2 separate regions of the Homo sapiens genome follow, and region 2 is linked to region 1. Evidence: chromatin contacts called from ENCODE Hi-C or POLR2A ChIA-PET data. All regions are on one chromosome and are shown on one strand. Each heading gives the region's core, a stretch centred on a gene start or an enhancer-like site at or near the end of the contact. The rest is flanking DNA. Distances are from core to core; before and after follow the strand shown. Region 1 holds the start of GNA13 (G protein subunit alpha 13). Region 2 holds the start of NOL11 (nucleolar protein 11).

The links. A loop is a pair of places that touch in the nucleus more often than their neighbours do. ChIA-PET counts read pairs that join two places held with the same protein, here RNA polymerase II (POLR2A). Pooled maps may share reads with other maps.
Region 2: a map of ascending aorta shows a loop between it and region 1 (8-fold over the local background). The contact joins the promoter of NOL11 here to the promoter of GNA13 in region 1. A Hi-C loop is called at or near these places in 1 of 168 maps with a recorded cell type or tissue (ascending aorta) and 9 of 50 pooled maps. POLR2A ChIA-PET finds 5 or more read pairs at or near these places in 1 of 52 experiments (GM12878).

The regions. Positions count from the first base shown.
Region 1 is chr17:65,055,271-65,058,537 of GRCh38, reverse strand. GNA13 (G protein subunit alpha 13) reads left to right here and starts at 1,798. Exons shown (of 4, transcript NM_006572.6): 1 at 1,798-2,227. The coding sequence starts at 1,945. RefSeq lists silencers at 1,511-2,020, 2,301-2,560.
Region 2 is chr17:67,715,919-67,719,185 of GRCh38, reverse strand. It overlaps NOL11 (nucleolar protein 11), which reads right to left and starts at 1,250. Exons shown (of 18, transcript NM_015462.5): 1 at 1,098-1,250. The coding sequence starts at 1,238. LOC101928045 (a long non-coding RNA gene) reads left to right here and starts at 1,508. Exons shown (of 4, transcript NR_188294.1): 1 at 1,508-1,544. RefSeq lists enhancers at 1-77, 1,000-1,189, 1,260-1,339 and a silencer at 640-729.

The sequences.
Region 1 (3,267 bases), core at 549-3,048:
TCCAGGGCAGGCTTTTACCATATATTTTGCCTGACAGCACTGCTCAGTGATTCTGACTCTTATCAATCCACAGATATTGGAGGTGAGCCTACTCTACTTGTATATTGTAGGTTGTCCACCCTCTGGGCTTGCCAGAGCCACAGGAGATAATCCTACTACAGGCATTGTTTACTGCAGCCAATCTACTGAGTCGAGGCTTCTCGGTCATTAACCCAACCCCAGGGAGTAACTGATTAGTACCGATTTTAAAATTTAAACCTGTTCGGGAGTTTCTTGGAATGCTGACCTCTTACCTCCGCTCCCTTATACATACGAAGTTTCTGAGCCACAGGAGCCCAAAGCTACGTTGCATTGCCCAAAACAGGGACAGACCAAAGTGGCTTTTTCCACTTGAAACTAAATACTAAGAATGAAGAGGTCGGCTCTCGGGGGTCCCGGTTAAGCAGTTTCTCTGCCAACCCACAGCTGTCACTTGTGGCTTGTCTCCTGGCCTCCTTTCAGGTGTCCTGGCCTGAATCTGCTGTTAGGACAGAAAAAAAGTCCCTGGACGGGTCATATCCTCTGTAATCTGGCAGGAAAGCTAAAATTTGCGTGCTCCCATTCCTCGTTGTGTTTGTGTATCTGCTTCCTTGTTGGGAAGAGCCTACATCACAGTGTCCGGTGTAGGGGATTTTCACCATGACCTCACCCTCCTGCTGCCACTCGCTAATTCCGGCGCGGCCAAGCGTCCCTGAAGTCACATCACAGCCCAGGTGGAATGCACGAGTGAGCCATTAAATGCCCCTGGTAGCACGTCTCAAGTGAACATCAACTCCAGTTCTTTCCCCTCACAGAGAGCCCTGGTAGGGGTCTGAAAATGCCAGAAAGAGCTGGAAGTGGGGGTGGACGACGTCTGGTTACCGTTCTGGGATTCGGAGACTAGAAGGTCAAGGGAGTCACTTTAAGAAAACACACCAGGCCTGGGCCTGGTGGCTCTGTCTGGAATCCCCGCACTGTGGGAGGCCGAGGCTAGAGGATCGCTTGAGCTCAGGAGTTCGAGACCAGCCTGGGCAACATAGGGGGGAGCCCCTGTATCTAAAAATAAATACAAAAAATTTAGCCGGGTATGATGGCACACGCCTGTACTCCCAGCTACTCGGGAGGCTGAGGCGGAAGGATGGCTTGAACCTGGGAGGCGGAGGTTGCAGTGAGTCGAGATCGAGCCAATGCACTCCAGCCTGGGCGACAGGGTGAGACTCCGTCTCAAAAGAGAAAAAATAAAATGAAATAAAGAAAATGCACCAAAGGCCTGCCAGGCTCACGCCGGCTGTTCTGTTCGAATAACTTTCGAGTCCGTGGCCTCGAAATGGGTCGGGTGGGCGGTGACAGCGGGCAGCGGGCGCGCAACGCGGGAGAAAGGGAGGCTAAGTGGGAGCCCAAAGAACCGCGTCCGGGACCTGGTCTCCGGCCTCCCGGCCTTGGGGAAGGAGCCCTTCTGCCCACAAGTGGGCTCAGGCCATGAAAGGGAAACAGAAAGTCGGGCTCCCCAGCCTGGCCCACGTGACCGCGGTTCCTCAGCCCTCCCCGCGCGCCCGGCCGCGGCTGCGGGCGCGGGCACCCGAGCGACACATCGAGCTCGTGACTCGCCGCCCAGGGCGGGAGGCGGAGAAGCGGCCGCGGCGTGCGAGCGCGCCTCCGGGAGGCAGCGGGAGCGCGCACGCTCCGGGGCCACCGCCCCTCCGGGGCCGGGCCCGCCCTCCTTCCCTCCCTCCCTCCCCCGCTGTCCTGGCCCGCCCTGCCCGGCCCGCCCTGCGAGTCAGTTCGCTGGTTCCCTCCCTCCCTGGGCGCGCTCGGGCCGCCGCCGCGCTCCCCGCCCTCGAGCCTCGGTGCCGGAGCCGCCCGCCGCCGGAGGAGGAGGTGGAGGGAGCCGGAGGGGCCCGCCGAGGCGGCGGCGGCGGCGGCAAGATGGCGGACTTCCTGCCGTCGCGGTCCGTGCTGTCCGTGTGCTTCCCCGGCTGCCTGCTGACGAGTGGCGAGGCCGAGCAGCAACGCAAGTCCAAGGAGATCGACAAATGCCTGTCTCGGGAAAAGACCTATGTGAAGCGGCTGGTGAAGATCCTGCTGCTGGGCGCGGGCGAGAGCGGCAAGTCCACCTTCCTGAAGCAGATGCGGATCATCCACGGGCAGGACTTCGACCAGCGCGCGCGCGAGGAGTTCCGCCCCACCATCTACAGCAACGTGATCAAAGGTGCCGGGCCGGGAATGGGGGCCGGGGGTTAAGGGCAGGGGGGCTGGGGCGGCGGCGGGTGCGGGGCGGGGCACCGCCCTGGTCCGCTGTGTCGCTGGCGAAGGAACGGGCCCGGCGGGCGGGCTGGCGGGAAGGGGGCGCGCCCCGGCAACTGGCCCTGCCCGCCCGGGGTGCCCTCGCGCCCCAGGGCGAGAGGATGCTCGGGGTCGCCCTGCTCTCCCGCTTGTCTCCCCGGTGGGCGTCACGGCCATTCCCCCACCCCCCACCGCGTCCTGGTCTCTCCCCCTGCGAGAGGGAAGTGGGGCGAGCTGGGTGCTGCCTCGGGGTGTGGGCAGACCTCTCCTGTCCTCCCCGCTGCGGATGAGGCAGGAACACCAATAGCAGCCCTAGCCGCTTCACCCCCATCCCCTGCTCGGGCGATGTGGGCCGAACCTCGCTACCCTGGCTGGGTGACCCGAGTCACATGGGGTCGCATGCGCTCCCAACTCCCTGCTTCCTTGGCCGTCTCCTAAGCAAGCGAGTTCTGGAACCGTCGCAATAAGGGAACTTTTTGCCCGAGACTTCTTGTCAAGGGCGTAGGGTGACAGCCTCCTTTTGGGCGAGAATATGAAACTTGAGGAGTGTCAGGTTGACTGTACTGGAATCAGGAGAGAGTGGACCCATACAGTTAGCATGAAAATGTAGCATCTGTGCTTTTTCGCCCCAGTGTCACGGTCAGGTAGGATGTTTGCGTGTGATTTCTGTGCAACACGTTCCACTCTCCTTTTCGCTAAGTAACTGGGGGCTGGCAGGAAGGGAGTACCACTGCTTCTATTTAGATGAAATGTAGTAGTAAGAAGACTGGCCTAAAAGTCATGTGGATCCTGTACAGATGGAGACAATGAATGAGTGTTGAGTTAGATAATTGGCTCGGCTCTTTATTGACAGTAGTTTTAAAATTAAACTTTGTTCTTAAGTGAAAAATAAACAAGTTGTTTATTTCTGGGCATTCAAAGAAATCGAAAAGATGGTTTTTATTTTGTCATTTGAAAGATAATTAA
Region 2 (3,267 bases), core at 1-2,500, 2.7 Mb before region 1:
CTCAAGTGATCCACCCACCTGGGCCTCCCGAAGTTCTGGGATTACAGGCGTGAACCACCGCGTCCGGCCAAACCTCTAAAAGGGTAGTTAAAATGAAAATATAACTAAGTTCCTAAATAAGTAAATAAGCAACCCTTTGTTAAAAAAACAATAGTACATTTAAAAATTGATTATATTATGCCTCTGCATGGGAAGTTATGCCTCTGAACAGCGGCATGGGAAATTAAGTAGGGACATCTGGGATCATGTCTATCCAATTCCAATCTGCCATTGTATTCCTATGCAGGAGCTGCAAAACTGCAAATCTACTTGACATCCCAAGTGAAACCCAATAGAGTTAGCAGAGTCAAAACGGCACAGGGAGCTGTTAGCAACCTGTTCTCAAAACGTCAAAGCAGATACCTAACTTCTTTAAAACATGGAAAACTATGTTCAGCAGCCCAGAGAAAAGTAACTGCTTTCTATGCGACCACCAAAAGCAAGGTTAGAAAGTGTTCTCTATCAGGCTTTAGGCTGAAATGGGGGCAGGGCTTGCAGATTTTCCCAGGACTCAACTCCAGGATTCCCAGCGTGAATCAGAGATGCCAACAGACAACTCACTTGGAGGCAAGATTCTTAGCGAGCTATCAAGAAAGTCCCTCACTCTCTAAAATTGTCCCCGCCCCTACAAAGAGAGGGGTGTGAAGTGTAGACACGGCTAAACCACTATTCCCACTCTGTCAGTGTCATCCTCTCCCGCCCAACCAATCTCCGTTCCATCCTCCCGCGGGCGGCTAAGATAATAAAGACCCTAGGAGGGAATCTTAGCAAGGCCAATTCCGCGAGTTCCGAAGCAAAAGCACAGGTTTTCTTTCTTTTCCGAGTCTAACCCACGTGCACTCAGACGCTCTGCCCCTGCAAGTCGGAAATATGCCTTTACAGGAAGGCAAGCAAGCCAGATTCCAGACCTCACTCAGCGTCCCCAACAGGCCCAGCCGGCTCTCTGCTAAGCCTTCTCCACGATCTCTTTCTGAAGCTGTGAGAAACTTGAGCTCGAGCTCCGCGCTCAGAAAGGGGCGAGAAGGCAGTCGGGGCGCTCCCAAACCTATTGCCTTCACCTTATAGAGGATGACTGTCCTGCCGCTGTCTGTCACTAGAAACTGGTCTGTTTTGTCGCTCTGCTCCACGCCTAGGAGTCCTTCAGGCCCGGCGCTCAGGACTACCGAAGACAACGTGAATTCTTCCTCCAGCGCTGCCATTTTGAGCAAACCTAAGTACGGCCGCGCTCACTCCCGGCAGGCCTCGCGCTTTCTCTCGCGAGAATGAACGGGCCTGAGGGGGCGAGTGCTTGCCAAACCAGGAACCTGCTCTCGCAGCCTGCGACCTCTGGCGGGCGGAAGGAGCGAGCGCGACTGTGAATTTAGCCAGGTGGGCTGGGCCGGCTTGCGTCAGACTCCGCCTCCCGAGACCACGCCTCGCCGAGTCCCGGATGTGCTCCAGGAAGGGATAGGGTAGGCGCGGAAGTGCTGCTTACTGGGTCCTGAATCGGCTGCGTGCTGTTCTAGGTGGGGACTTGAGAGACTGTAGATGGGTCTAGGGAGTGGTCGAATATAAATAAGCTAGATTTTTTTTTTTTTAATTGCAAGGGAACTCCCTAGGAATTCCATCCATGGCCTTGTGGAACGATCTGCCAAAGAAAAAATATTTATCTCTGTAGGTAAACTCCCAATAACGTGCTGTTCCTACGTGAAATGCTTAATTCCCCCCAAGTTTCTTGGAACCCTCTAGAGATCTCCAGTCTTTTCAGTCTTTCAGGCCTTCTGAGTTCTCTGACTCCCCTTCTCTGAGCCCCAGTGGGGAAAATCTCTCCTCAGCTTACAGGAAATTCAGACTAGTTTGATGAAGGTGAAGTTGAAGGTCCCCTGTGTGATTTTTGGCAAGGTTTTTATTTCCGGGAGAAATGTATGTTTCTCAGATAAGCATGGCAGATTCAATCAATAATGTTAAATAAATAAGTAAAGATAAATTGTGATGTTCTTAGGGAGAAACCATTTAATAGGCAATTACTAAACAAATGTACCCAGTGTGACAAAGTGCCTCAGTTTAGATTTAAGCATCCACCAGATCGCCATGTGTGTTGTTTCTCATTGCCCCAACATGACGACATGGGCAAAAGGAGAATATCCAGCTACTGTGAAGGAATCAAATGCAGTCTATTTTTATAATGCTAATAGGTCTTTTGTTGTTCAAAAGTAGTGGCATTATCATGGCTCACTGCAGCCTCTAACTCTTGGGCTAAATAAAGCAATCCTCCTGCTTCAGCCTCCCGAATAACTGGGACTACAGGCATCCATCACCACGCCCGGCTAATTTTTGTATTTTTTGCAGACATGGAGTCTTGCTTTGTTGCCCAAGGTGATCTTGAACTCTGATAATCTTTTAATTTTTAGGCTGGGTTGTGAGATCAAGAGGATATAGTTTATTATTATGCTTCATAACTTACTTTGTGATAGGTGGTAAGAAGAAAAACATTAAACTCAGAAGGGAGAGATAAAGCGTGGGTGTGTGGGGGAGGAAGGAGTGGTCTGTGTATGTGAAATTTTCACTAGGATGACCACAGGCCTCCTTGAGAGGATGTCTTTTTTTTTTTTTTTTTTTTTTTGAGACAGGGTCTTGCTCTGTCGCCCAGGCTGGAGTGACGCAGTCTCAACTCACTGCAATCTCTGCTTCCCGGATTTAAGCTATCCTCCCACCTCAGCCTCCCGAGTACCTGGGACTACAGACATGCACCACCATGCCCGGCTAATTTTTGTATTTTTTGTAAAGATGGGGTTTCACCGTATTGCCCAAGCTGACCTTGAATTCCTGGGCTGAAATGACCCTCCCCCCTTGGCCTCCTAGAGTGCTGGGATTACAGAGCCACAGTGCCTGGCCCAAGGGTATCTTTTGAGGATGGCATGAAGGAGGGGAGGGAGCGATCATGCAGTTAACTAGGGGAGGGAGCGATCATGCAGTTAACTAAGAGCATTCTCAGTAGCAAGTGCGCCTGGGGCACCAACAGGGAGATTCCCTAGAAGTCTATCGCAGTTATTGTAGTTACCAGGTGAGAGGTGATGAGGGCACCATCAGTAGCAAGGCTTTTCTTTCTTTCTTTCTTTTTTCTTTTTTGAGGCGGAGTCTTGCACTGTAGCCCAGGCTGGAGTGCAGTGGCGCAATCTCGGCTCACTGCAAGCTCTGCGCCCCGGGTTCACGCCATTCCCCTGCCTCAGCCTCCTGAGCTGGGACTAC